Regions from separate parts of the Homo sapiens genome. Here region 1 is linked to region 2. The links are chromatin loops, found by intact Hi-C in ENCODE. Cell type or tissue: heart left ventricle. All regions are shown on one strand. Links, peaks and the distances in the headings refer to the core of each region. The heading gives the core; the rest is flanking DNA.

Evidence for each region. Hi-C counts contacts between places; a loop is a spot of excess contacts. Peaks named below come from ENCODE experiments on the same cell type or tissue, not always from the same donor. Only the 100,000 strongest peaks of a DNase experiment are listed, where the experiment ranks them.
Region 1: a loop joins it to region 2, with 4 times the contacts of the local background. A loop is called at or near these places in 2 of 110 quality-filtered maps.

Annotation. Positions count from the first base shown.
Region 1 is chr7:112,990,067-113,005,815 of GRCh38, reverse strand. It overlaps HRAT17 (heart tissue-associated transcript 17), which reads left to right and starts at 10,173. Exons shown (of 6, transcript NR_110162.1): 1 at 10,173-10,248. In heart left ventricle, for the core only: no CTCF peak of the experiment used is centred there; no DNase peak of the experiment used is centred there; H3K4me3 peaks cover 2,264 bases; H3K27ac peaks cover 3,008 bases.
Region 2 is chr7:112,560,872-112,576,620 of GRCh38, reverse strand. No RefSeq gene overlaps it. Among named protein-coding and RNA genes, the nearest start is that of LINC03076, 49 kb to the left of the region's middle. In heart left ventricle, for the core only: no CTCF peak of the experiment used is centred there; no DNase peak of the experiment used is centred there; H3K4me3 peaks cover 450 bases; H3K27ac peaks cover 848 bases.

The DNA.
Region 1 (15,749 bases), core at 4,448-12,447, 430 kb before region 2:
CATATTTTCTTTATCAATTCTGCCATTGATGGTCATTTAGGTTGATTCCTTGTCTTTACTAATGTGAATAGTCACTCTGCTGTTCCCTGCTGGCACACAACCACACCAGAGTTGTAGATAGTCTTAGAGTCCAGCCTCCCAGGGTGTAGCTCACTGGATTTCTATATTGGGGATTAACGTTAAAGCCTCCGCTTATCAAGGTCAGCCTGCTTTACTTCTGTTGACCAATCTTTGATTGCTCCTTTGAAGATCTTGAGGGTGAGGTGGTTTGAAGTAGGATTCAGATATACCTTTGTACTAGAAAAAATATTTTTTTAGTTTTTTAAGTTGTCACTGTTTTCATTTTTAAGGTTTAATTATTTTAAAAATACCATGTGTACATGGTAAAAAAAATTTAATAGGTAAATATTCCTCCTTCCCAAGTCCTGTCTTCAGAAATGTCTGTTAACTATATTTTACTATCACAATAATACCGTCTCTCAGTCTATGAATGGGGCTGTTATCACAGCCTAATCTGATGGCAGATAACAGATGGGAAGACAGGCAGGTGGCCTCAAACAGATTATCACAGGCAGCAAATGTCCAGCTCTAATTTTGGGGAGGGCTTTAAATTTTAGAAAACCTGAAAATGAGATATAAGGCTGACAGCCCAAAGATAAGCAGGACACAAGGAGAGCTTGGTACCAAAGCAAAAGGCAGATAACAGTTATCAGAATAAGGGGCCAAAACTAGACCAACCACACAGATGGGCTGACCTTGAACCCCTCTACTACCAGCCAAGTACTCCTTAAATTCCCCTACAGCATAAATATGATTGTTTCCACACCAAGGATCGAGGCTAAGAGAGCTAAGTCTCAGAGATTAGAGAATCACAGTAGAAGGAAGACAGGCAGAGCATCATGGGAAGAGTCATTTCTGCATTAACACATGGCTCCTACACATTTCCTTTTTGTGTGGGTGTTTGCCTTATCTGTCAATTCAACTATGAAGTCCTTGAAGATAAATACCGAGGTTTTTTCCTACGTTTGTACACAACAATAAATTGTTAAATTTACTTCTCTTCTGTGTACAGTCCACTGTTTTGAGTGATGTGAGAATTTCACATATCGAAAAAAAAGTTTATTTTCTTACCTTTCCATTAGAAGTTTGTTGGCCTTCTGAAGTGGGATAATTCCCCAAGGAAGTTAAAAGTGTTTCTGAAAAGTAAAATTAAATTATATTTCTGCTATATGCACATTCTACCTACAAGTTGCCAAAAGCAATCAGATTATTTGGACTTAAGCATCAGAATCAAACTGAACTCTTTATTTTGACCTTAGGCCAAAATGCTAATAGTATGATTAAGTGATTGTTTAGAGTAAAACATAGTCAATTCTGGGAAGTTCAGTATGATTAATATCTGATTGCTCTTTGCAATTTTGAATCCTTTTCTGGGATTTTTATGTATAGTGTGATTGGATACACAAGAACAATCGGATAACACCCAGTCCGATATCAACCTCCAGGGAACCAACTGGAACACACACACACCCACACACAAAGTTCCATGGAGCCTAAATACCCTCCAAGTGTACTGCATCCTTCAGAGGTATATGGGCTTTAATGCCTAAATTATTAGGACTGTTGCTCAGCGAAGCAGTCCTGCTACTGTATCCCTTTCTGATCTCATCTCCTATTATTCTCCCATCTGGCTCACTCCACTCCCACCTCAAACAGGCCAGACATACTACTAACCCCTTAAGCTGTGGGATTGCCTTTTCCCTCTATCGGAGCACTCTTCCTTCAGATATCCTCATGGCTCATTCTGTCAAGTTCACTTCTTTTGTGCACTTGCTTGGAGCCATCTCCCATGACCACAGAGCAATCTATTATTTTCTTTTATAACATGTATGACAATTTGTATATGTGATTGTATTTATTATTTAATTTTTTGTTTAATGGAAAATTTTGTGAAGGAAGAGACTTTGTTTTATTCCCCACTGTCTATTTAACAAATAGCCATTAAGTCTAACTATGTACCAAGTACCATTATAATGGACACAGTTGTGAAGAGAGAATTTACAGTCTAGAAGAGTGAGAGGGACATAGATAACACACAAAAATAATAACATGTTATTTCAAATGGTAATCAAGACTTTGAGGAATGTAGAACATGGACATATGATAAACAGTGACTAATGGTTTAAGGGCTCATTAAAATTGGCTGGTCAGGGAAGGCCTCTCTCATTGGATTGAGATAGGAATTATATGGTGGAGTCCATCGTGAGAGGATCTGGTGGCTGAACACTCCAAAAAGAGGAAATAGAAAGTGCAAAGGACCAAAACTAGGAAAAGTTTTAACATAAGGTGTCACAAAGAAATTCATTGTGTCCAGGGGTTTGTGAATGACAGGGATGACATTGAATGGCAATGACAGAAAGGGGCCAGATCATACAGAGCCTTGTAGATCATGCTAAGGCATTAGATTACTTTGCCTTTTATGTGTAGAATAGTTTATAGGAGAGCAAGAGTGGAGGCAGCCGGAGGTTTGCCCTGATAGATATAAGAGATGATGATGACTGGAATCAGGGTGGTTGTAGCCAGAGAGAAGTGGGGAAAAGTCGAAATACAGATTAAAGGTGAAATTGATGAGACTTTTCAATGGATTGGATATATGCAATAAGGGGAAAAAGGGAATCAGGGATGACTCCTGGACTTGAACTGGACCTATTTAGTTGGCAGATGTGAATTCTATTTACTAAGGCATATATTCAGTGCTTTGCACAAATAAGTGCTCAATAGCTATTGAATACATGAATCAACACTGAGGTTCTGGGTAAAATTTTGTTTTAATAAAACAGTTCCTCTGATAAAAACAGAGGTTGGAAACTACAGCAATTAGAGTGATCTGGAGTTTTACGTGCAGTTTTTATCTCATTTGAGTGAGTTGAGGTAATGACTTTACTATTTTCCTTGGCAGTTCTTCACAGATATAATCCCCATAACAGAATGGTGGGTATATGCACACGCAGAGCTGGCTTCTGGTAGGACTAGGGTAATGCCAGGCTTGATATGGAGAGTCCTGGAGAACTTTGAAGATTACCTCTAGGAAGCTGGGGCAGCTTGGTTGTGAATAAGTTTGCAGTTGCAAAACAATGGCTTGGTCAAATATGGTAGTTCAGATGGAGCTTGCACAGCATCAGAAGAGGGAAACTTGGTCAGGTAGGTTGGCAGTAAGACTGAGAATTAGGAACTGAAGACCCTTCGTAGAGAGCTCCCTTGAACAGGACAGGAGCACAGGCTAGAAGGAAGTCAGAGATCCCCCTCTAGAACCCAACTCAACGTAACAAAAATCATAAACACTAGAGAAACAAAGAGTGTGTCGAAGTTTGAGTTTCATCAAGAAAGGATGATTGTGCCCCCCAATTTTTTTCAATCCTTTTCCACAGAGTAATTTGATATTTTCTAGACATGCCAAGTTTACAGGATGTGAACTACTGGAAATTGAATGGGGAGCAAGAGTGTGGGGCAAGGTATAGCAGAATCCTTTAGCTGAGGGCCTTGTAAATCACACCATATAAGCAATGACTTTCATTGACTATGTGCAAGGCCACCCTTAGGTCTGATTAGTTGAATACATTGATCACAGCATGGAAAGGTTATCCACCTTTAGAACTGCTGGGAAGAAAGTGAGGAGCAGGATCAAGAACAGATGCTTTATCTCCCATTAGGTTGCACAAACCTGGAAAATCTAGAAATCTGCTGCCACTCCCAGCCCCTCAGACAGCTAACAGGAACCAGTGACAGACTACCCAGAATAAAAACTCCAAGGGGCATCTGAAGTTGAAGGTTATAGATGTCAGCTGATGTGGCCTCTTGGGAAAGCTAGTGCTCTATTTCAATAGGATTATGAGGTTTAATTGACTAGTGCTGCTAAAGTGTGTACCATCCAGTCACAGAGTTTGTAGTCTTAGCTTCATAGATTTGAGTTAATTTCCTCCCAAGGGAGGCATTTGCAATTTTCTTAAGTGATAGATTTCACCTAATACCCACAGTGGTTAAAATCTTGATAGTTAAAAAGTAAAAGTTAATGGGTTTCAAACAAGCTGTTCCCAATATCTACACAATTTGTTCTCTTTTTTATGAATATTCCCAGGTTGAGGGTGAATTGGATGAAATAGAAGAAATGCAAATCTCTTCTTCAGATTGGGTTTCTGAGACAACATCAAGTGCCAAGCAAGGGAAATTTCCATTTTCATTAAAAACAAATTTCCATTTTATTGAAAAATACTATCATTTTTGAACTGTAAGGATTAACAGTACCGAATTAAAATTCTACCACTTATTAACTATGCAAATTCGAATAAGTTACTTAATTTCCCTAAGTCTCAGTTTCCTCACCTGTAAAATAGTGGTAACAATAACTGTGACTATTAAATGAGATAATGCAAAATATAAGACTTGACACTTGCTTGGCAGATATATTACACCTATTTATTGCTATTATTACTAAATGTTTTGAGAATTGGTTTATCCTCTAATTAAGTAACTATGGATGTGGGTATTTAATTTATAGAACTAAACTTGAACTCGAAAGCTTGAGCAAAGCAAACATTTTAAATGGTTTTTCAAATTATTTTTCTATTACTTCTCTGTGTCAAATCTGAGTCTAATTTACCTGAAAGATGACACTCAAAACTGAGGTGATTATTGTACTGACAACTCCAATTATCCAGTCTTTTAAGGATCCTAATACGCATATATTATTCACTATAATCTTTTAATTTTTCAATGCTATCAGTTGGGTAAAGCATAGCTTGTTTGAGAAGATATTTCTTCATCTATATTTACAGAAAGAAAGGGCACATGCTACCGTGCTGTTTTATTGAGTAAAATAACCCATGGAAAAATCCTAATCTTACTGCTAGGATACTCTTAAAAAACAACAATCTACTTGAATTCAACTCTAAGCAGTATGTGCAAGGCACTAGGATACAATAATTAGTCATTAAGAAACAAGAGAAGCAGCTGCATTTCCTGTACAGTTTGTCTGTACCAGAAGCTGGAGAGCCTGAGAGAAATCTGTTTTAACAATTAAGAGAGATTTCTTAATCTCTATACGAACTATTAAGTAAGAAGAGTGAATACATGAATATATACTGAGAACACACCACCATAAAAAAAATCCGAATCTACATGTAAGGCTACACGTAAGAGTTTTAAAGCCACAAAACGTGGGTCGTCTTTGTGTGTTTAATCTTAAAGTTGTGTTAAGTTCTACTTTTGACCACACTTAACCAGGACTGAGCCATCCTCTGCCACAAACATCAGAAAATGCAGACCAATATGCTCCCCAGCAACAGAGTAAATTCAAAATATCTGTTGGTAGGAGAGGCAAGTTGTGCTTATCCTTTGGGCCATTGAGCAAATTTGGAATCATAGAAACTGTTTTTTTCTTACAAATACTTAGACTAGGAAATTAAAACAACAAACAGCACTTAAAATGGTAGCATTGTGCATATGAGACTTTGAGTATTATAATGAAAATCATTTTTATTTTTTATTTTTTTAAAGTTATGAATTGCTTATTTCTGGAATTTTCCATTTAATATTTTTGGACTGTGGTTGAAATCACAGAAAATGAAACCCTGGATAAAAAGGGGATTACTTGTGTTTCTTTTTAAAAAAACAACTTTTATTTTAGGTTCAGAGGTACATGTGCAGGTTTGTAATATAGGTAAACTCATGTCATGGGGGGTTGCTATACAGATTATTTCATCATCCAGGAGCTAAGCCTAGTACCCAATAGTTATTTTTTCTGATCCTTTCCTCCCTACCACCTTGCACCCTCAGGTAGGTCCCAGTGTCTGTTGTTCTCTATGTGTCCATGTGTTTTCATCATTTAGCTCCCACTTATAAGTGAGAAGATGTGGTATTTGGTTTACTGATCCTGCATTAGTTTGCCGAGGATAATGGGCTCCAGCTCCATCCATGTTCCTGCAAAAGACATAATTTCCTTATTTATGGCCACATAGTATTCCATGGTGTATATGTACCACATTTTCTTTATCCAGTCCACCTTTGATGGGCATTTAGGTTGATTCCATGTCTTTACTATTGTGAATAGTATTGTGAATGGTGCTGCAATGAACATTTGCATGCACGTGTCTTTATGGTAGACTGATTTCTATTCCTTGAGTATACACCCAGTAATAGGATTGCTGGGTCAAATGGTAGTACTATTTTTAGCTCTTTGAGGAATCATCACACTGCTTTCCACAATGGCTGAACTAATTTACACTCCCACCAATAGTGTATAAGTTTTCCCTTTCCACCACAACCTCTCCAGCATCTGTTATTTTTTGACTTTTTAACAATAGCCATTCTGGGCTGAGCGCAGTGGCTCATGCCTGTAATCCCAGCACTTTGGGAGGCTGAGGCGGGTGGATCATGAGATCAGGAGATCAAGACCATCCTGGCTAACACGGTGAAACCCCACCTCTACTAAAAATACAAAAAATTAGCTGGGCGTGGTGGCGGGTGCCTGTAGTCCCAGCTACTCGGGAGGCTGAGGCAGGAGAATGGTGTGAATCCGGGAGGCAGAGCTTGCAGTGAGTCAAGATCGCGCCACTGCACTCCAGCCTGGGTGAAAGAGTGAGACTCCGTCTCAAAAAAAAAAAAAAAAAAAAAAACAACAGGAAAAAAAAACCAATAGCCATTCTGACTGGTGTGAAATGATATCTCATTACGGTTTTCATTTGCATTTCTCTAATGATCAGTGATACTGAGCTTTTTTTCATATGCTTGTTGGCCGCATGTATGTCTTCTTTAGAAAAGCGTCCGTTCATGTCCTTTGCCCACATTTTAATAGGGTTGTTGGCTTTTTCTTGTAAATTTGTTTAAGTTCCTTATAGATGCTGGATATTAGACCTTTGTCAGATGGATAGATCACAAAAATTTTCTCTCATTCTGTACGCTGTCTGTTTACTCTGTTGATAGTTTCTTTTGCTGTACAGAAGCTCTTCAGCTCAATTAGATCCTATTTGTAAATTTGTGCTTTTGTTGTGATTGCCTGTTGTGTCTTTGTCATGAAATCTATGCCTGTTCCTATGTCCAAAATGGAATTGCCTAAGCTATCTTCCAGAGTTTTTTTACATTTAAGTCTTTAATCCACCCTGAGTTGATTTTTATGTATGGTATAAGTAAGGGTTCCAGTTTCAATCTACTGCATCTGGCTGGCCAGTTCTCCCCGCACCTTTTACTGAACAGGGAGTCTTTTACCCATTGCTTGTTTATGTCAGCTTTGTCAAAGATTAGATGGTTGTAGATATGTGGCCTTACTTCTGGGCTCTCTATTCTGTCCCATTGGTCTATGTGTCTGTTTTTGTACCATTACCATGCTGTGAAAAGCAATTTTAAATACCACAAAATTGACATCCACAGCTAATCTCCAACCTCTTTTACCAATTATTACTTCCTTTTCAAAGAACATCATTACTTATGCTAAATTATTTAGTATATTAATGAGCAGTTTTATCTATAAAGAAATAAGTAATGTATTTAGTAATTTTTATAGATTCTGATCTACACATACATCAGAATCATAATTAAAATGTGCTGCTTTTATTAAAAAGCAGTAAGCTCACTTGCAGGTTAAAAAGTTCGCCTGACACACTTCCGTGGATACTGATAGAAGAGCCTCCTGAATCAGAAACAAAGGACCATTCATTACTCAGAGCAATAACAGTAGCCACAGTAACATTTGCAATTGCACCAGAGCCCCAATTCCCATAGGGTTGTGTTGCAAGAGTGGAACCCTGAGCTTAGGGGATCCAAATCTTTTGTAACAGGCAGTAAGAGTATCTGCCTATTGCTCCAGAGGGAGATACTATCTCTATGTCCCAAAGCCATAAGCAACCCTATCCTTTCTCTTGAAAGAGACAACATCTCTATCTTCCAGATATTTTCTCTTAGCAAACATCCTTGAAAAGATGGTGGAGAACAAAGGGTACTCAGTGCCTGCTTTGCAAGATGTGCAGAAACCCATAGATAATTGCTGCTTAACAATACTAAGCAGTGATTTCTGAGGGAGAGTTTAGAGGAAAGAGAGAATCCTCTCCTGGTGAGTTTTCTGGTGCTAAGGGAGAAGAGTCCCCTTCATGCTGGGTAGGAGAGTTTGGGGAGAGTGTCCAGTTACTTGTGCCCTCAAGGAAGAAAATTTCACCTCCTATTCTTCCTTTTTTTTTCTGTCCCAATCTCTCAATTTCTTGGAACTTGTTATAGTTGAGGTCTTGGCATTCGAAGACTTGACTTGAAAATCAATTGCCTTAAACATAATTTATAATGGGTGTCAGATTCCCTGACTATTCCTCTCACTGTCTCCCCAAAGGCCCTATTAACCCATAATGTATCTGATTTATAGAACATTCAGTTTCAAATGCATTGTAAATTAAATAAAGTTGGCAGGCTAGCTGGAGACCATAACCACCACTTACGGAGTGTCTCATGTGGGAAAATGTGTTCTTATTAATGAATCTATTTAACTAATGGCTTTATGAACCATGGCTTTTATTAAATTGCATCTTTTTATTTAATAATCACATTTTTAGAATGTTATTAGAGGAGGTTTACTTTTGCAACTGTCTATGAAAGATGGCACTATATTCTGCAGCAAAAAAAAAAAAAAAAAAAAAGTCATCCCAAGTCAAAAGCCTGGAGAAAAAGTAAAAAGTATCTAAAAGGGGATTAAAGCTAAGGGTGTATAAAACAGCATGCTCTCAGATTATCATAATTCTCTCCCTAGAGAAGCATGATGGCCAGAAAACAAGTAGTAAAAGAAAAAAATTAACAATATTTCACAAAACTCTGAAAAATTAGTTTGTAATATGTCAGGAAGGAAAAAAAACAGAATTATCTCTCTCACTAGAAAAGAATTCTAGTTTTGAGAACATCGCTGAGTATTCCCAGTTTACATTCAAATTCTCTTATGAAATGGGGGCTCTTGTTATACAATAGAACATTACCATTTGTCATTACCATAAAAATGTTCTCTGGTATTCCACTTTCAAGTTTGTTTTTGCTTAATTTTGCCCTATTTCACATAGCTGTAAAAATCTTTTACTATGTCTTTTCTTATCTGTTTTCCCATTTATAACTTATCGAACATTTTTAGCATTTCAGCATTTTTATATCATACTTATTTTTAGAATTTATGCTCCACCTTTTTTTGCTGGTTGAAAATTATCCAGTTAGTTATATTTTTCCCATATGGAGAGACAGAAAGCAACTAGCAAAGCCAAGTGGAATCTTTCCATGTTGTAGTGAAAGGGGCAATCACTATTTCTGTGCTCTAACAGATTGCTGACACTTTTTGTGTATCAAAGTGAGGTTTTCGGTAACTCTGCCACCTTTAACTGTCCTTTATTTTGCTGTTTTCATGAGATCTTATTTCATGTTGATCTTGGGGGAGAATACCTCCTGGTTCTTCTGTAATTGTGGTTCTCCATCTCTTATCTATCTTATTGTTGAATTTGTGACTTATTTTCCATATATCTAGGGCATATTCTTGAAATGTTTCAAAATGTTATTATTATAAAATATCAAGTTACTAAATTACTCTAGGAAGTAATTTCAAATATTATAATAAAGCTCATATTAATTAATACCCAAAACATAAAAATCTAAGTGAACATTATCTTCTTCAACATAACTGCCTTAAGAATTTCTACTTTAGTCCATTGATCTTGCCATCAATTAAAAACACTTTCAGGGATTCCTCTTAAAGGTTTGCATTTAGAACCTGCTGCTTTGTTTCAAATGAACCCAGTGGCAGCAAATCCTAATTTTTTAAGTGTAGACTTTAATTTTTGGATAGAGATAATTGTCATCAGTAGTCTGGTGAATTGATTAATGATCCAACTAGAGGACTATTTGGAAGAAAAAGTATCTGATTATAGGGAATCAGAGTAGTAGTCCTGCCTGACTAAACTGGCTCTGAAGACGACTTCAGAAAGAACATCCAGAAAGTTTTGAGCCTTCTCAGGGGCCATTGGCTGCCCACATGCCTCTGGCTCCTTCACAAATCCCTGGTTCAGCTGGTGGTTGTGATGCGTCACATAGTTCCTGGCATGCCATTGTCCTGAATTCACCTACTAATTTTACCCTCAGAGAAAGAGAGAGTCTTTGGAGAGTTGTGAGGAGATAAGTGACATAAACTGGCATGTTCTGAAAGAATCACTCTGGATGCTGTGTGGAGAAAACACTGAAAAGGTAAGAGTAGAAAATGGAGTAGATACCAGGAGTCTGATTAGGAAACTACTGCAATAATCCAGGCAAGAGATGATGGTGGCTTGACAAAGAGAGAAAATGGAAGTGGTGGGAGTGGTTGAATTCTGAACATATTTTGAAGATACAGCCAACAAATTTCCCAACCTTTGTCTAGACTGGGTCTCAACCAGAAGCAATTTTACCCCTCAAGGGGCATTTAGCAATGTGTGCAGGTATTTTTGATTATCAAAACGAAACATGCTACAGTCGTCTAGTGGGTAGAGACCAGGGTTGCTGCCAAGCATCCTATATTGCACAGAACAGCCTCTCACAACAAGATTTATCTGGTCCAAAATGTCAATTATGCTGCTGAGACTGAAAAACTGTGCTCAAGATGCACTTTGGGCATCCTACTGTATGTTTAGGAGTGCTATAAATTTTTTTCCCAGTACATTTTTTATTTTTTTCTGTTTTCCTTTTTTTAACTGATAAATAAAATTGTATATATTTATGGTATACAACATGATGTTCTGAACTATGTATACCTTGTGGAATGGCTAAATAAAGCTAATTAACATATGCGTCACCTCGCATACTTATCATTTTTTGGTGAGAACTTATCTATTCCCTCAGCAATTTTCAATTATACATTATTATTGACTATAGTCATCATGCTTAACAATAGATCTCCAGCACTTACTCATCCTGTCTAACTTTGGCCAATATCTCCCCATTCCCACACCACCACTCCCCACAGACATTGGCAACTATCATTCTACTCTGCTTCTGTGTGCTCAACATTTTTTACTTCACACAAAAGTGAGATCACACAGTATTTGTAATTCTATGCCTGACTTATTTACTTAACATAATGTCCTCCAGGCTCATCTACGTTGTCAAAAATGGCAGGATTTTCTTCTTTTTAAAGGCTGAATAGTATTCTAATGTGTATCTATGTATATAAAGGGACAAAATTAGAAAGAATATATATAACACTTTATTTGCCAATGGACATTTAGGTTGATTCCATATTTTGGCTATTGTGAATAATGCTACAACGTATTCTATGAATACATTGTATAGTCTATGAATACATTGTAGCATTATTCTACACATTCTATTCAATGTATTCTTTATCACAGTATTCTATTGTGTATCTATATAAAGCCAAAATTAGAAAGAATATATATATAACACTTTATCTGCTGATGGACATTTAGGTTGATTCCATATTTTGGCTATTGTGAATAATGCTGCAATGAACATAGGAGTGCAGATATTGCTTCAGCATACTGACTTGATTTTCTTTGGATATATACTCAGAAGTGAAATTGCTGGATCATATGGTAGTTCTATTTTTAACTTTTTGAGGAACCACCATACTGTTTTCCATATTGGCTGTACTAATTTACATTCCTACCAACAGCGTACAAGAGCTCCCTTTTCTCCACATTTATCTTTCATATTTTTTATCATAGCCATTCTGACAGGTACATAAGGTAATATTTCTTTGTGGATTTTATTTGCATTTCCTTATTGATAGTGATGTTGAACATTTTTTCATTTACTTGTTGGCCATTTGCATATATTCTTGTTTTGTTTTGTTTTGTTTTGTGTTTTGTTTTGTTTTGTTTTTTGAGATGGAGTCTCGCTCTGTCACCCAGGCTGGAGTGCAGTGGTGCAATCTCCACTCACTGCAAGCTCTGCCTTCCAGGTTCACGCCATTCTCCTGCCTCAGCCTCCTGAGTAGCTGGGACTACAGGCGCCCACCACCACACCTGGCTAATGTTTTTTTTTTTTTTTCAGTAGAGACAGGGTTTCAGTGTGTTAACCAGGATGGTCTCGATCTCCTGACCTTGTGATCTGCCCGCCTTGGCCTCCCAAAGTGCTGGGATTACAGGCGTGAACCACCGCACCTGGCCCATATATTCTTTTAAGAAATGTCTATTCAGGTCCTTTGCCAAGTTTTTAATCAGGTGTTTTATGTTCTTGCTATTGAGTTATTTGAGTTCCTTGTATATTTTGGGCATTCATCCTTTATCAGGTGTATGGCTGGCAAATTTTTCTCCCATTCCATAGGTTGTCTCTTCACTCTGTTGATTGTTTCCTTTCCTGCACAGAAGCCTTTCAGGTTGATGCGATACCATTTGTCTATATTTGCTTTTGTTGCCTGTGCTTTTGGAGTCATATCAAAAAAATCATTGCTCAGACCAATGTTGTGCAGTTTTCTCCCTAAGTTTTCTTCTAGTAGTTTTTACAGTTTCAGGCTTTATGTTTAAGTCTTTAATCCATTATGAGTTGACTTTTGTATATGGTGTCAGATAAACATCCAATTTTATTTTTCTGCATATAGGTATCCTGTTTTACAAAACCATTTACTGAAAGACTGTTTTTTCCCATTGTGTGTTCTTGGCACCATTGTCAAAAATCCATTGACTATACATGGGTGGATTTATTTCTGGACTCTCTTTGTTTTATTGGCCTATATGTCTGTTTTTATGCCAGCACCATGCTGTTTGTAGTATATTTTGAAATCAGGCATTGTGATACCCCCAGTTTTGTTCATTTTGCTCAAGATTGCTTTGGCTATTTGGGGTCTTTGTAGTTCCATGTGAACTTTAGGATTGTTTTTTCTGTTTCAGTGGACAATGTTATTGGAATTTTGATAGAGGTTGCATTGAATCTGTAGATTTTTGGGGGTAGTATGGACATTTTAACAATATTAATTTTCCAATAAATTAATGAAACATGGTATCTTTCCATTTATTTGTGTCTTTTTTTATTTCTTTTATTAATGTTTTATAGTTCTTAGAGTACAGATCTTTCATGTCCTTAGTTAAATGTATTCCTATGTATTTATTTATTTTTGTAGCTATTGTAATTGGAATTGTTTTATTGGTTTCCTTTTTTGGACAGTTCATTGTTAGTACACAGTTCATTGTTAGTACATGCTACTGATTTTTGTATGTTGTTTTTCATCCTGCACCTTTACAATATGAAAATATTCTGTTAGAATATTTATTAGTTCTGACAGTTTTTTGGTGGAGACTTTAGAGTTTTCCACATATAAGGTAATGTCACCTGCAAACAGGAAAAATTGAACTTCTTCCTTTCCAATTTGGATGCCTTTTATTTATTTTTCTTGCCTAATTGCTGTAGCTAGGACTTCCTACTGTATGCATTAGGGGAGCTCACTATAAAGATTTTGATGATAAGCTAAAACTATTGTTCAAATGTCCATAGGAGAGGATAGACTCTAGAAAAATCCATTCATCCAATGGACTCAAAGCCAAAATTAGAAAGAAGCTTCCCAGTGGACCTACTGCAGGACTAATGAGTACATCTGTTCAGATATGGTTTGATCCGCTAATGAATCCAGAAGGAGGTCAACTAAAATCAGGACTTTTGCTCAGACACCCAACATCTGGCCTCCATATCAGCCACTGAAGTACACCTGCATGCAGGTTCCTTCTGATTTCCCTGAGATTGAGCAACAAATAAAGATAAATCTTTATGAGCCCAAGTGAAGCCTGCCTCACAAGTTTTCCAGTCTCACTACACCAGAGGAAGAAATCTGTTGTCCACCACACTAGGGCAATCACTGTACATATTTGCCATTTTAAGGATTCATCTACTTGGGGTTTCCTCACTCCATAAAGACATACCAAGCTCTGTGATATGCACCAAATAATGGTAACTTAGAGCACTACTCTATAAGTGTAGGCCTTCTTTTACTTTTAGAAACATTTGGTTTGAGAAAATGATAATCAAGATTCTAAATCCCAATTCTAGGAGAAGGGGCTACTAGGTTGGGGCAAATATCAAACTATCATGGGTGTTTCTATTGTCAATAACACATTAGAAAGCGCAAAGCTGTAAGACTCTTTCCCAGTCTCAATTGACAGTAAAATTAGACAGGTCTTTCTTGTTATCAAGACAGGTCTTTCTTGTTATTATTCAAGTCCTTAAACTTATAAGGTTTCATAGGCAGGCAGATGTATTATGATATAAAAATCTGTGTTAAGGAACTGACCACATGTGATATAGTTTATACTCAAAAATTCCTTCCTGCTTCGCATTAGCTCTTATCCTATGCATCATTTTCATATCTTTGCCATTTTCTTACAAAAATTATGGCATGTTATAATTATCAGTGAAACTGAAAATCTTGCAAAAGATGCAGACTTTGATGAAGTCTATAAAAGTGAAATTGGAAAACAACTCAAACCATTTCAAACCATTGAAAAATAAAGATTTGATGACAAAGTAAATCCTTCAAAAGAGGGTTTGAAGAAGACCTTGAATATTTTGCAAAGATAACCTTCTTTATAAGCATGCCACAAAAGTCAAGCAAGAAGTGAAGGATGCCCTGTTGTGCTATTCTATAATTTTGTTAGAAAAATTAACCCCTCAAAAAGCCTTTCATTTATTTTTTGTGCATCCTAAGAATTAGCACAATTATATGCAAAGTCTAACCTAGATGCTGTTAATTAGGAAATAAAATTAGCACCCTGTTATAATTTATAGACTAAATTAAAGTCCTAGCTTTTCTCTTCAACATAAAAATAAACAGAAAGTTTCCCCCAATTCCCTTATTCCCTGACATTCCACCACTCACATTACAAATTCAGTCCTTTCTTAAAGCTACGGTTTGCCTCTGCCTGTTTATTAAAGTGTGACATGTATCCTCCACCCCCTAGCTAGGACAACTTCCTTTTCTTTCCAGTGGTTAAGTACTGGCTGGATTACTCACTTCCAGTAGCTGGACGCTTAACTCCAGTGAGCTACAAGGACACCTGGCCCAACCTCTCAAACAGGCCTTGGTCCTGACCTAACCTATCCTGTTCAGTTAGGTCAGGACCAAGGCCTATTTGAGAAATTAACCACCTAAACAAATGGATGGTCCTTACAAAAAGCCAGAGGGTCCTGAGTTCAGAGCAGCCCCCAAAATGGAAAAACAGTTTGAAACTCAACATTTCAAACAAATGTCTAAACTTTAGCTGATTCTAACTTGGTCTATAATTGAACAGTTCCCCTGTCACTTTCAGAGCCAAACAAAACTCTTGTTGTGCTCCAGAAGGGGTTCTTCCTCTTTTAAACTTTACAGATTGACCTGGCTGCAGAATGGCTTTATCCCAGTTTGCTGACCTGCCCTTCAATTCAGGCCTAGCTCCTGTGAGCCTCCATTTTACAAATGGAATATGCAGGTTTAGAAGGATTAAGTGTTGCTCAAGGTCATGAAGTGAATAAGTAGCAGAGCTGAGATTTGAACCCTGGCAGCTTGATTCCAGAGCCTACCGACATCACCATACTGCAATATTGACTCAATTAGCATAAGAATATCAAGCAAAACCTAGAAAGAAGGCTAGTACTCTAGCAAGCCACTTAGAGAGAAACTGAATATTGATGGAAATTTCATGGTGAAACTTGGATCATACCAGGAGCAACTGCCTGCAGCCCCTACACATGAGGATGGACTCACCCATGTAGGAATTAATAAATTT
Region 2 (15,749 bases), core at 4,661-12,660:
GAATTGTAATCCCCAGTATTGAGGAAGGGACCTGGTGTGAGGTGATTGGATTATGGGCGCGGATTTACCCCTTGCTGTTCTGGTGATAGTGAGTGAGTTCTCACGAGATCTGGTTGTTTGAAAGCGTGTAGCACTTCCTCCTTCCCTCTCTCTCTCTCTTTCCTGCCAGCCATGTGAAGATGTGCCTGCTTCCCCTTTGCTTTCTGCCATGATTGTAAGTTTCCTGAGGCCTCTTCAGAAGCAGAAGCCTGCCTGTGCATCCACAGAACCATGAGACAATTAAAACTTTTTTTATAAGTTACCCAGTTTCAGGTTGTTCCTTATAGCGATGCAAGAATAAACTAATATACCACTAATTTCCATTATCTGTGCTATCCTAGTTACTGAATTCTCTCTGGTTTAATCCATCACTTTGCTTTAACTCAGGCTTCAGGGTTCACCTATATTTAGAAGCACAACCTCTCCGGCATGTCTGAACAGCTCATCTCATTCCAGCCCTTAACTAAGTTTAGCCATAATCTCTGGGCACTTTCCTGTCTCATTTCCTTCCTGTACCTCCCCTCTTCTTTGTACACATTGCTATAAGTATTTAGCCTTGGTCCCACCCAATGTCAATATGCAAATCCCTATTTCAACTAAATGTGCTGATCTTTAACCCAGTTAAGTATATTATCCTAAATGGATCCTATTCACTTGCCACTCAATGCTATTGAAGAAAAACTGTTTGTGTGTGTGTGTGTAATAAGAACTTTAAGTACTTCAATAAAATACATTGTAGTTGGCCTGCAGAATTGGTCAGAAAAGGACTTCTTTTTACTAAAGATTTGTGCTTTTAAACATAACATAAACCAACCAAGAAGGGGGTTTTGTAACTGCAGTCACAGTCTGTAAATGAATTCTTGACACTGGGCAACAGATTTAGGAAAATATGGTCCCTCAGGCATAGCAGGTAACTACTAGGAAAATTCTACTAAATTTCAGTATTGGAATAAGTATGTAGATGACCTGAAAAGGCCCTATCTGCAGAAACTAGCTATTTTGTTCCAAACTCAAGAGAAAGTGTATCTTTAAATTCAGTAAAAGGTCATACATAGTTGTCTCTCATTTCTGGCCTATGTATAATACACAAATGATATTCTATGTTGCCACAATGCATATTTTTCCCAAAGATAGAAGCCATATGATCAGATGATTAAAATGGAATAATATACTATAAGGATATATATTCACAAATTATAATAATTATCTTCTCGTTTTAAATAATGTCTTCGTTTTAGGCAGAATTCTAAGATAGACGTCCAAGATTCCTGTCCTCTGGTTATTCAATCAAATACTATCCAGGTTCTGCTATAAAGAGATTTTGAAGATATGAAGTTCCAAATTGGTTGACCCTAAGCTACAGAGAATCACATGAGCCCTTTAAAAGCAACATTTTCTCTGGCTGGTAGAGAGGATGAAATCAGAGAGACTTGAAGCCTGAAAATAATTTGATGCACAATTGTTGACTTTGAAGACAGAAGGGTCACATGCAAGGAACAAAGAGCAACCTCTAAAAGCTAAGAGAGACTCCCTGCCAACAGCCAGCAAGGAAACGGTGGCCTCAGTCCCACAACGGCAAGTAATTAAAGTCTATCAACAACCTGAATGAGCCCCGCAAGTCCAACACCTTTATTTCCACCTTTTGAGACCCTAAACAGTGAACTCGGTCAAGCCATGCCAAATTTCTGACCTACAGAACTGTTACTTAATAAATTAATGTTGTTCAAGCCACTAACTTTGTGGTAAATTGTTGCACAGCAATAGATAACTTATACACTATTCCAATGTGCCATGTTTCTTTTGTCTCTAATATTTTCATGCAGTTTTGTACAAAGATTCAAAATCTGACTCACAAAGAGAAACAGTGAGGCCACCAGGTGACAATCAGAAGAGCTCTGTTGACCATCCCGATGATCATTTATTGGGTTATGATGATCTGTATAGGAAAATGACTCACTCAGCTTTAATAACAAGCCAAAATAGAAGAATCAGCAGAACCGTCTAACTAAAATGACTAACAATCATTTTCTAGATTGAAATGCATATTAGGAAGTTTTAACGTAGGTCTCTGATGAAGTTAAATGCTTATTTTTATAGCACACGATTTTGCAATAAAAGCAAGTGATTGTAAAAACAAAGGGACAGAACTACACTGGATGATTCCATGGAAACCTGAGAGTGAATTCATACCTACGGGCATGCAAATTTGGTTTTACCACTGCCGCCTAGCACATCTCAACATTGCTTGGCTGGGCTTACCTTTATCCAGATTTCTGCCTCCCTCTCAACAGAACAAATATGATTGGAGGATGAGGAAATTGGTAGTCCATGGGGACCACAGAGAAAGTATATTAATGAGAATTCCACTGGGAAAGCAGTACAAAGCTCTCTCTACTCATAGTCTGGAAATAGCGTGATTCTCCAATTAAAAATTAATCAAGTGAATAAGACCCTGCAACACAAAACAGTGAAAGAAAATTAAACATCTCCCTAGGGAAAAGCCTACAAGTCATAAAAAATTAAAAAATAAAACTGAATACTTGCAAATATAATTTACAAACTTAAGGTTGTTGATGACTCACTCCCATGGCAAGATCACAAGTCCCGTATGCACAAAAACCACCACCTAGGGGATGGAGGGGGCAGATAACAAAACACAGACTCAGAACCCATCCCCCACGGAGGGTGCTGACGCAGAAGGCCTGGGATTCAGAAGGTCTGGTTTCAGTAGTTAGGACTAGTAACTTGAAGGGATTCTGATGGGCATCTGATATGAGAAGCTCTAGTAGCAACCAGTTTCCTCACAATTGCCTAGCCAGTTAGGTGCTCTCTCAGTACAACACATTGCTTATTGTACTGCTTATTCAGGAGCTGAACTTGCATTTGTGAATTATTCAGACACTTGCCAGTTTTCTCATCCAGTCACAAATGAGATCATCCTAAGCAGAGCTAACCTTAGGATAAACACTGGTGAATAAAACTTTTCCTGTTGCTATTTCCTTCATTCACTAATGAATTCAACAGTTAACGAGAAGCTATTATGTGCCAGGCACCAGACAAAGTCCTGAGGATTCAATGACAAAGAAGTAAAAATAGCCCCCGCTCTCATGGCATTCAAAACCTAGAGTCATTAATAAGCAAATGTGATACAATATAATAAGTGGCAGGTTGAGAAAAATACTAGGAGGAGGAAGTGTTTCTGGCAGTGGAAACAGCTCGTGCAGAACCTAGAGTTAAGAAAGAAGCTTAGTATGGTGGAGAGGAGTGTATCTGTCTGTGGGTGTGTATGTCTGTGTGTGCAAATGTGCACAAAGGTGTTGGGGAGAATAGTAAAAGATGAAATCAGAGAGGAAAGCAGGGGCCAAATTATGTCCCCTTAAAGGTAATCTCACTGTGGTAAAGTGTGTTGGTAAACTTTCTCAGGGCTGTTATTCAAAGGGCTCTGACCATATCAAGACAAAAATAATAAGGCTGGATACTGTGACAAGGTGTGTTTTAAGGACATCAAGATTTTCTAACAGCTTGATACAGCAGTTCCTGTGTAAATTCAGAAAAATATATGACTCTTTGTTTTCTCTCTTTTCCCATATAACATGAAAGAACGCATTTATCTGATCACTTTCAGGTGAGACTGGTACAGCAGCTAGTGATCCATAAAGATAGCTACTATGTACCTTGGCATGTTGCCAATATTGTCAGGCTTCCAACTCACAATATTTATAGACTTTAGAAGTCATGGTTCAATGTTCACCCAGGGCAACAATCTCTTGTAAGTTTTACATATTCTTTTGTGGGGCAGCATCAGATAGAACCTCAACTTCCTGTTAGGTGGCTTACTCCAAATTTAACAAGCCAAGCTCATCCAGTTCAAGGTGGAGCTTTTCTGGACTGAAGGTCTGAGCTATAGTTCTAGAAATTAATAATTTGGTGTGGGAAAAAGAAATGGAAGAGATCATCCAAGATATACAATAAAAAGAAAGGAAAGTTTGAAAGTGACAGAAGTATTTGATTTGTCAATAAGGAAGTAACAGGTGGCATTCAAGGGAAGGAGTGATGTCAATATCTGGACCAATAAAAGTTAATTAACCCCTGGTGAATTGAGGGATGATATAGATATCAGTCTTAGCCTGGACACTGGATGTATTTCACTTGCTCTTCCAGAACAAATTTATTCTCCACCCTGCTCTTCTCTGCTCTGTGCCTAGGGACTGGTTTGTTGATTAATTGCATCATGAGCAGTGCTGCCCTCTGGCTTACAGCTGAGTTCAGCCAATGGGAGGCACTAGTAGATCCAAGTGAAGAAGAGGAGGCGAGACTAGGGTATCTTTTTCTCTGGCTATTGTTTGGCTCTTTTCTTCTACCAAAGGCCACAACCCCCATCAGATCAATTCTGCTATAGCCTCTCTCTCTCTCTGCCTGTGTGTGTGTGTGTCTTCCATCTCTCATATATGTATATATCAGTTCTACTTCCTTCTCTTGCGGCCTCAGATCTAGGAGGTAATGACTCCCTTCCGTTGCTAGCTTTATCATTCCTTACAAGTTCCTTTTGACCTTGCCTACCCTGCCTACATCTTTGTAAATGGTCCTTTCATTGAACTCTTTCTGTTACTCGGTTTAAGTGGGCCATTTATTTCCTGTCTGGATCCTAACTGATACAGCCTGCCACAGACTGCATGCTTCTTACATTAGCATTGGAGAGTTAGCCTGACTTTCAGAGGTAGTTAAGACAATAACAATTGTTACTAAAAGTTAGATAGAAACTACAGTTCACTAAATGTATTCAGATGTTATCTCACTTCTCATTCTTTATCCATCATGATTAAAATGCAGATCTCGCCTGCTCTAATGGAATAATAATTATAGATGATAAATGTAAATATGGGTATTTACTACCAGATCCAAGTCTAAATCATATTCTTAAGAATTCAAGGGTGGGCATGGTGGCTTATGCCTGTAATGCCAGCACTTGGGAGGCCAAGGCAGATGGATCATCTGAGGTCAGGAGTTCAAGACCAGCATGGCCAACATGGTGAAACCCCATCTCTACTAAAAATACAAAATTAGCCAGGTATGTTGGTGCATGCCTGTAATCCCAGCTACTTGGGAGGCTGAGGCAGGAGAATCACTTGAACACGGGAGGTGGAGGTTGCAGTGAGCTGAGATCACACCACTGCACCCCAACCTGGGCAACGAGAGTGAAACTGTGTCTCAAAAAAAAAAAAAAAAAAAAAAAAGAATTGAGGAACCCAAATTTTGTATAGTCTTAAAGCTGAATGAATTAGAACTTCATTACATGAACTGGCTCTATTTCCTTCATCTGGACTCCAGATTCTTCAATTTCACTGATACTTATTTTTGAAACTTCATTTCTATTAGCAGATTTCTAAAGGCAGGGAAGGTGGGGTTTTGAGTCGGAAATTAATTATCAAGTAGATATTAAGACCATATTTTATAATGATAATTGAATCAATTAAGAGAAGTCTGCCAAACCAATTGTTTAGTGGCATATAGATAAATCAACCACCATAATGACTATTTTCCCTCTTTTTAACAACTCGTTTCTTTTTTATGTAGACATAACACAAATATCCTTATTGTGTAAGCAAAACATATGGAAAAAAATTTTTTAACTTTTGTAATTCTAAAAAAAACCAGCAAAGATAAAATATTTCTATAATAAACTTGATAATGAATTTCATAGGATACTCAATTCCCAAAATAAGTAACTCCATGATGAGTGTACACAAAATAGAGTTGAGAAATATGTGAAAATACAAATACAAAATATCTGAGCAGTTTGTGCCTTTATATGGTAAGGATGTTGTTGAGGGCCCAGAAGAAAGATTTCTGTGTTAAAATTCAGGGAGTTTGGGCCGGGCGCGGTGGCTCACACCTGTAATCCCAGCACTTTGGGAGGCTGAGGCAGGCAGATCATGAGGTCAGGAGATCAAGACCATTCTGGCTAAGACGGTGAAACCCCGTCTCTACTAAAAATACAAAAAAATTAGCTGCGTGTTGTGGCGGACACCTGTAGTCCCAGCTACTCAGGAGACTGAGGCAGGAGAATGGGGTGAACCCAGGAGGTAGAGCTTGCAGTGAGCCGAGATCACGCCACTGCACTCCAGCCTGGGCAACAGAGCGAGAACTCCATCTCAAAAAAAAAAAAAAAAATTCAGAGAGTTTGGTGGTCTTCCCTTTAAGGTAAGAGAAGGTGGAACTGAAAAAGTTAGAATGCAATTTATATTACTTCTGACACAGTGGGTTTCTTCCCTCATACCCAGAGAGCCAAAGGGCTTGAATCAGTGAATATCAAAAAGTGAAATATTCAGTGATTAAATGAGAAAATCCAGGTCTCCTTCTGATATATGTGTATCAAACAAAAAAATTACCCCCAAATAAATCACACACAATAAAGATCCTATCTCCTTTTAGGAGAGAAACTATCATCATTGGAAGATATATTTCAGATGTAAAATAATGAAATATATGACCTGCAGATATAACAGCATCAAAAGAACCTCAATTTCCTATAGAGTAGCTTGCCTCAAATTTAGGAAGCTTTTCCAATTCAACATAAAGCTTTCCTGACCAAATTCATTCAGTTTGAAATAAAGCTTTTCTGAACTAGAATGATACTTTGAACTATAGTTCTAGAAAGAAATAATTTGAAGGTGGGAAAAGGAGATGTAGGAGATCATTCAATATGTATAGTACAATAGAAAGAAGGGAAAGTGTGAGGGTAAAAGAAACATTTGTCAATAAGGAAGTAATTGGTAACATTCAAGGGTGTAGGCTTAGCAGTGGAGGAAGGCGTGTCCCAAACTATCCTAATGAGTGGACAGAAATAAAATGAAGATGGTAATCATAGCCTACAGAATGGAAAAATAAGTGGTTGAAAGAAGGAAAACAGTCATCATGTTTGATCTATATCAGCAGTCCCCAACCTTTTTAGCATTAGGGACCAGTTTCATGGAAGACAAAAATCCTTGAAATATTCTTTCAGGTATTTCATTTTTTATGGCCCCAGTTTGTATTGGGGGAGGGGGTGGGCGAAGGTTTGGGGATGAAACTGTTCCATTTCAGATCATCAGATATGAGTTAGATTCTCATAAGGAGCGCGCAACCTAGATCCTTCACATGCGCACTTCACAATAGGGCTCACGCTTCTGTGAGAATCAAGAATCTAATGCCGCCACTGATCTGACAGAAGGTGGAGTTCAGGCAGTAATGCTTGCTCACCCATTGCTCAACTCCTGCTGTGTGGCCCGGTTCCTAACAGGCCACGGACCAGTACCAGTCTGGAGCCATGGGTTGGGGACCCCTGATCTATATGGCATTTTAAACAACTGATTTGGCAGATTTCTACTCTTTTTTTTCTTTCTTTTTTTTTTTTTTTTTTTGAGACATGGTCTCTGTGGAGTGCAGTGGCACAATCACAGCTCATTGAAGCCTTAACCTCCTGGGTTCAAGTAATCCTCCCGCCTCAGCCTCCAGAGTAACTGGGACTACAGACCCATGCCACAATACCCATCTAATATATATATTATATATAAATATATATATATATATATATATATATATATATATTTTTTTTTTTTTTTTTTTTTTTTTTTTTTTTTGCCCAGGCTGGTTTCAAACTCCTGGGCTGAAGAGATCCTCCCACCACAGCCTCCCAAAGTGCTGGGATTACAAGTGTGAGCCATCATGCCCAGCCGATTTCTGCCCTTAATTGATTCAATTATTTTTAAATATGACCTTAGACATCTACCTGCTCATGATTAATTTCCAATCATTCAGAAAGTTTGCTTGTGAAAAGGAAAAATCCCTGTTTTGTGCTCCTTTACATCCCTGGGACCTAACAGCTAATGCCTGGCAAATGGGCTCTCAGACCTTGTCTATCCAGTCAGTACTAATTCAACCAATGATAGAAAGGGCTTAAGATCAAGGGAAGGTTTTTTTCATGTGAGGGAGGAACTGTGTATGTTTGAAGGCAAAGAGAAGGAAGCCAGTAGAGAGGAGAAATTGATCATATTAAAAGAAAGACCTTGATTTAGAGGGAAACATAGGCTAAGGTCACCAGAGGCAATGGTCGAAGATGGTGGAAGAGCCTTCCTAGGGCCTCTCCCCATTATTTATAGAAATCCTTCTTCATTCCTGTCAATCCCCGTTCCTCTTTCTCATCGATCTTTCTTTCCCCTCAACATTACAGTCTTTTCTTTTCATTTCTTCTATTTCCTCTCTCCCTCACTTCACTTCTCTCCCTCCTACCCAGCCATAATATAGATGTGAAATATAAATAATAAATATTAACTTTTATAATTTTTTTTTTTTTTTTTGAGACAGAGTCTCGCTCTGTTACCCAGGCTGGAGTGCAGTGGCGCAATCTCAGCTCACTGCAACCTCTGCCTCCCAGATTCAAGCAATTCTCCTGCCTCAGCCTCCCGAGTAGCTGGGATTACAGGCATGTGCCACCACGCCCAGCTTATTTTTTTGTATTTTTAGTAGAGATGGGGTTTCACCATATTGGCCAAGCTGGTCTCGAACTCCTGACCTTGTGATCCACCCACCTCGACCTCCCAAAGTGCTGGGATTACAGGCGTGAGCCACTGCGCCCGGCCTAACTTTTATAAAATTACATTAAGTTTTATGACTGTTCTTAAGCTAAAATCAGGTGAATTGAATGTTTTATATTTATATCTAAAATTTTTTAATGTGGCTGTAGAATAAATACTTTTCCTTTTGGTAAAAGGCAATATTCTTAAAACTTCATCCCAATGTAGACTCTTGGAAAAATAATTTGTTTTTTGGTATAGAAGGGAGTACTTTGTAGCAGAAAGCATTATGTTATAGTCTATAACACGGGCTGCAGAGTCAAGCCGACCTGAGATAAATCACAAATCCACCACTGGCTGGCTGGGGGACTTTGGCAAGTTTCCCCATCTCTGAAATGGTGCTATCATCTTCCTCTATAGAGTGGCTCTAAGTTTTAAATGAGGGAATGATGGAACTTTAGTGTAGTACCCTGCACAGAGTAAACACTCAATAAATGGTAGCCATTGCCATTATTAGCTGCTATATCCTGAACTCCCTGAAAAAAATCAGTAAATTTTTTATTAAAGATAAACCAAGAAAACATTCTTTCAGACATTTAGTTTTTTATGGCTCTAGTGTGTGTTGGTAAATTTACCATTACTTTTATTCTCGTTATTCTCATTTAGAATGAAAAAGAGAAGAAATGGAATCAAACCCAGCCTCCTGCTAATATACACAGTTAACTGCCAATTGCAGCCGGCTGTCCCCAAGATGTAGCAGGGCTGAGAAAGTGAAAGGTGCCTGTGTTGACGTGACAGCTCAAGCCATAAATAAGCATATCACTTTTAATTTAACTTCCCAAGCACTCAAGCTGTCACTCAAGATCATTGTTATGCCAATTATCTGGCATTAAATATTGTTATGATTTCTGACATCAAATCCATAATAGAACATTGTTTTAGAGTGACAGTTCAGTGGAAAATTCCCAGTAATTTCCCCCTGGCAATCTGGCCTGGTGAGGTTTAATTAAAACAGCCAAATTACAAGCTGCCTCAGAAGGTTTTATAATGAAATTGCTGGCTGGCCTTTAGTGATAATGGTGCTACAGAACACTGCTTATTGTCACATGAGCTTCCTTGGATATGAAAGGATTGGTCGTTGATTCAGTAATGGAAGCCAAGACTTTTTATTGCTGTCATTTCTGCTGCTTTTACTGGCAGTGAAAGTAGGAGATTTAAAGTTTCGTTTTTACTCATAAATATGCCCAATCATGGAATAGCAAGGCAGACGACTGGCACTTTAAAGGTCATCCATTTGAAAATCTATTGAAGGCTAAATAATGTAAAATCCTAAGGACATCAAATAATATTCCAAACACTAACAGAAAACGACAGCTTGGTCTGGGCTCAAGCAAGTCATTTCAAGCTCTCCTGTCCAGTTTGCCAGCTGCTCAGTCCCCAACCGCTTATATTACAGAAGAGGGAAAGAGGCTAGCCAGGGCTTCAGTTCTGTTGATGAGTGAGGTTGTAAATGGGGCATCGGGCTTCTTGCTTCAGCAACCTTTTGTTCCTCAGGGACTGCTCTGAAATTTCAGACCTGGAAAAGCCTATCTAAGACGATGATTACTCCTCTCATCCTAGTGACATTAGCTCAACGTCTTGCTAATGTAACATATATTCTTCAGCACCTTGTTTTACTGTCTTTCACACACCTCTACTGAAGTCTTTGGAGGCTTCAATCTGCTTTTTCGAAATAGTCTCAATCTTCTCTTCTCTCTTAATCTGCTCAAACCGGCTACCTAGACATCAACCAAATAGTTCAACACCACCCTTCTTCATTTCTGTAGTCGTAATGCTAGTACGTTATTTATAGTTTTGAAACTACATATCTTTATAGATTATATGAATACACAATTTCAGATTCAGGTCAGAGTGTGAAAAATAAGCACATAATCAGATTTTAAACTTTGTATTATGGTAAATGGATTTAATATAACTCCTTTGAAAATATATCTGAAAACTTTTTCTCCCATTATATAATTCTTCTTACATTATATATTTACATTATATATAAAATACATAATTACATAATATAAGAAAAATTGTAATGTATAATGTACTATAATTCTTCTTACATTATATAATGTCCCTTAGACATTACTTCTCAGGAATGACATTGAGCACACATGGACATAAACACGGGAACCACAGATACTGTGGACTAGTGGAGGGGGGAGGTATGGAGAGAGGTGTGGGTTGAAAAACTACCCATTGGTTACTATGCTCACTGCCTGGATGCAAAATACCCATGTAACATACCTGCACATGTATCTAGAGTAAAACTTGAATTTTAAAAATATATGTGTATGATGTACTAGAAGTATGCCTGGCACCAAGTAAGCATCTTCTCAGGAATGTCTAAGATGGCATTATATCCTTCAATGTACTCTTTATTGGGAGCAAAGAGTAAATTTGAATCCTTAGAATTAAACTGTGAAAGAAAAATATATAGGCAAACTATATTATCATGCTCATTTTAAAAAATGTAATCATGACAGTGAGAATTGTCATAGTGGAGTATAAAGAGAAAATTTAGCCTGAGAACCTTATCTACTGGCATCAAAACTTTTACTTGAAATCTAGTGAGAGTCACTCAATTATTTAAGCAATACATGTGAAAAGAGCTTTGATTGACAATGGACACTAAATTACTCTAAAAGTTTTGCTCATCAATAAAATAGTTGCCCATTTGGAGTTCCATCATCAAACCTTGTTCCTATTTCACTTTCTCTCATGGTCATAAACACATCATAGAGACAACTCTGGAACTGTATTTACCTAGGTTTGAACCCATCAACTCTTGTTTATTGTGTGACTTTGGGCAAGTACCTTAGCCTCTCTGAGCTTCAGATTCCTTATCTGTAAGATTGGGATGGGTAAAAATAGCACTTACAGAGTGTGAAAATGAAATGAATTAATATGGGTCATATCACCAGTCAGAATGGCTATTATTAAAACGTAAAAAAAAAAAAACAACAGATGCTGGTGAAGCTGCAGAGAAAAGGGAATGCTTATACACTGTTGGTGGAAATGCAAATTAGTTCAGCCACTGTGGAAATCAGTTTGAAGATTTCTCAAAGAATTTAATACAGAGCCACCATTCCACCCAAAATAGTTCAATATGCCAAAAAAGACACATGTGCTCATATTTTCATTGCCATGCTATTTACAATAGTAAAAACATGGACTCAACCTAGGTACCCATCAATAGTGGATTGGGTAAAGAAAATTTGGTACATATACACCATGAAATAATACACAGCCATAAAAAAGAATGAAATCATGTCCTTCACAGCAACATGGATGGAGCTGAAGGCCATAATTGTGAGCAAATTAATGCAAAAAGAGAAAACCAAATACCTCATGTTCTCACTTATAAATGAGAGCTAAACAATGAGTACACATGGACATAAACATGGGAACAACAGACACTGTAGACTCCTAGAGTTGGGGAGGTGTGGAGGGAGGTGTGTGTTGAAAAACTATCTATTGGGTACTACAGTCACTGCCTGGAGGCAATATACCCATGTAACAAACCTGCACATGTATCTAAAGTAAAAGTTGAATTTTAATAATATATGTGTGTGATGTACTAGAAGTATGCCTGGCACCAAGTAAGCACTCTCCATCAGGGCTGACTCTTCTACTCTAGGATGTGAATGCTGCAAAAGCAGGAGCTTGGTCTTCACTGTGTCTGTCTGTATCCACAGTTCTGGGACAGTACCCAGCACAGAGTACATGCTCAATAAATATTTGCTAAATGAATGAACCAGAACATTCAAGTATAAAAATGAACCACAAGATCATTTTTCTTTATCACTTTTTAATTTTTTTCATTTAGTATTAAATGCTTACTGTGGAAATTTTCCAAAAACATTTCTGTTAATGAAATCCACACAAACAAGGAAAAGAAGTCACGGGAATATGGACTCTACCAACACTGAGAAATACAACAAATTGTAAATTCTGCCAATATTATATAAGAAAATGTTGTCTTTAAGCAATTGCCTATGGCTCCAAGTTGCAGATGCAATTAATGCAAATAAGAAGAAAAATGTATTTAAGGTTTTTATTCCTAACAACTAAAGCCTAAACGCATTTCTCCCTTATTCTTCCTTGAAATAAACTTGTAATAGATTATTTCTATTTTTCATAAGATTTTTGGATATAAAATCCAGTTGGTGCACCATGATTTACTTCACTATTTGGTATTTCTGCAACCATATGTAAGTGACTAAAGGATTGTTATGCTAGTTGCTGATCATCTACAATTGGATCAGAAAATGCACACCAACAGAAAGACAAATATTGCATGTCACATTTATTTGTGGGATCTAAAAATCAAAACAATTGAACTTATGGACATAGAGAGTAGAAGGATGGTTACCAGAGGCCAGGAAGGTTAGTGGGAGGGTGGGGGTAAGGAAGGTGGGGATGGTTTCTGGGTACCAAAAAAATAGCTAGAAAGAATGAATAAGACCTACTATTTGATAGCACAACACAGTGACTACAGTCAATAATAACTTAATTGTATACTTTAATAACTTTCATATTTTAAAACTGGATTGTTTGTAATTCAAAGGATAAATACTTGAGGCAATGGATACCCCATTCTCCATGATGTGCTTCACATTGCATGCCTGTATCAAAACATCTCGTGTCCCCCATAAATATATGCAATTACTATGTACCCACAAAAGTTTCTTAAAAAAGAATATACACACCAGTCAGAAAGCCCTCTAATTCTATACACTAAGTTAATTTAAATATGTCCTTAACTACGTACTTTGAGTTACAAAAAAAAGACTTATAACCATGTTTCCCCAAACTACTAATATTTTCTATTCATCAAAAATAGGTCAATTATTTATTCTATTTTAGTCATCCACTATAGAAAATATTTGCCGAGTGCCCACAATAAGCCAGGCCCTGTGCTAGGTGTTCAGGATATAGACAAATATGACCCCTACTGTCACGGGATTTACAATCTAGCTCATGTTACAGAGGTAGTTTCATACTTGTATTTCAGATTTTATTTTTACTTATGATATTATATAAGTTTATTTATTTTCCATTGTTCTAAGAATAGAAAAATGAATCCTTATCTTAAAACTTCAGTTTTTTCAACCATCATTTGATTATTTCAAGTCACCTGAAATTATCACAAACCAAAGAAAATTACTAGTTTCAATAACTCACAAGCCTAAGTATCTGTGTTCAAATAGTCTCTGAGACTAGAATTCCTGTCTATTTTGATATCTATGGATTGGAGAGGAAAGAAAAACCTAGTATTGGATTAAATGTAAGAAATTGATGTTGACTGGCGGGAGGGTATGTCTGAGGCTCAGAGTATGCAGGCCTGCAGTCACATCGCTGACTCTGGAGAGTGAAGCAGAGTTGCAGTTCTTTGAAGTTGTTCACGAGTGAATAAATACGAAAAAAAAGAAAAACATTCTTAGTTCTTTAATAAATAATTCATTAACATATTCATTGGCATTATTCAAATACTCTAAGTGTGGTTGTCCAAATGCTTGAAAATAGTTTGTTGGACTAGGGACTTCATTAGAATAAACTATCTGCTTCCCTTATTTACATGATTGATATCTATATCAAACACATTTTTTAATGCAAAGATAAACCCATTCTGCAGGTCAGAATTATCACCAATTCCAATGAAGTCTGTTAATGAGGTGTTTGTTTGTTCTGTAGAGTACTATTCAAACCAGTAATGCACATCCCATATAGTTCATAACGACTTTTTTATTATGCAATCAAGAGTATTCGCAGGAACAGCATACCCTTGCCTGTTTACCATGTCTCTGTTTATTTGTTCACTGATTTATGAAGTGCAATACATTGCAAATTCTCTCTTAGTAATTGTGGAAAATTACTAAGGTTCCTCTGTATAGTATTTTTCATTATACTATAACAAGAGTTTACAGATAACTCAATTATGTAACTAAAGATTAAAGTTTTTGTTCAAGTGGTGATAAAAAGCTTGGGAAATCCAGTATAAATTTCAATTAATTCAGAAAAAGAGAAATTCACCCAATGTTCAATGGATCATGTAGATCAGTGACTGGTAATCTTTTGGGGCTCAAGGATTACTTTGAGAATTTAATGAAAGTTATTAATTTTCTCTCCAGAAAACCTAGACCAGGTAAAGAACTTCTGGTGAAGGGGGAAAAAAACAGTGATTTTTCACTTATCAAGCAGTTATCATGCATCATTAGATAGTCCCCAGTTGCCAATGCCTTCTCTGTTTCTGAGCTCAGCTGTTTCTACAGTACAGTTATTAAAAAGGTCTACCTGAACTGTAAGTTCATAATTATAACTTGAATATAGGTTTGGACCTCAGAGGCTTGCTTTACTCCTCCTCTCAACTGAAAGCCTCCACAATTTTAATGTTCAGAAAAGGAAAGCTCCTGAGATGCCTTATCACTAAGAAAAGTGTCCTGAGACCCTCTTGGCCATTCTGGGTGGATACTTCATATATTTGATTCTATCTTTCTTTTAAGTATGTAGCTCCTCCATAGTCATCAGTTTTCCCCACTCTGGTATGTGCCTAAATCTGGTCTCAGCACTCCACCCCACCTTCCCTTCCAAATGTTCGTCTTGTGTTTTCTAATATTCCTAATCAATAAATTACTCTGTATCTTTAATAGCTTCTCTGAACACTCCTTTCTCCCCTTGCCTTAAATATCTCCTAAGAACATTGCTTCCTCTGCAACCTTCTCAAATAGAGGCCAGTCACTGCAACCTCCCCACCCCGCCCACACACCCTACCCAGCATCTCACATACACAAGGGTTAGAAGGTGAATTATCCTTCATGTTTCCCATTGCAACTTCAAATCTTTTTTCTTCCTTCCTATAGAGCTTCCTGCTAAAGTTCTGAAACTCATACTGGCCAGCTATACCAGCCGCTCTACCCCCTCAATGCTACCATTTTATCTTTCGGTTACTCCCCTTCTTTCTTTGACAGGATTAGATCCTGGATTCTAGACCAGAGTCTTCCTTATCACCCCCACTCTGTCATCATTTTTAGTGAGGACAACACCCACGTGGTTGATCCATCACACACCCCAGTGTTTCAATTTCCTAACCACCTGAATTTCAAG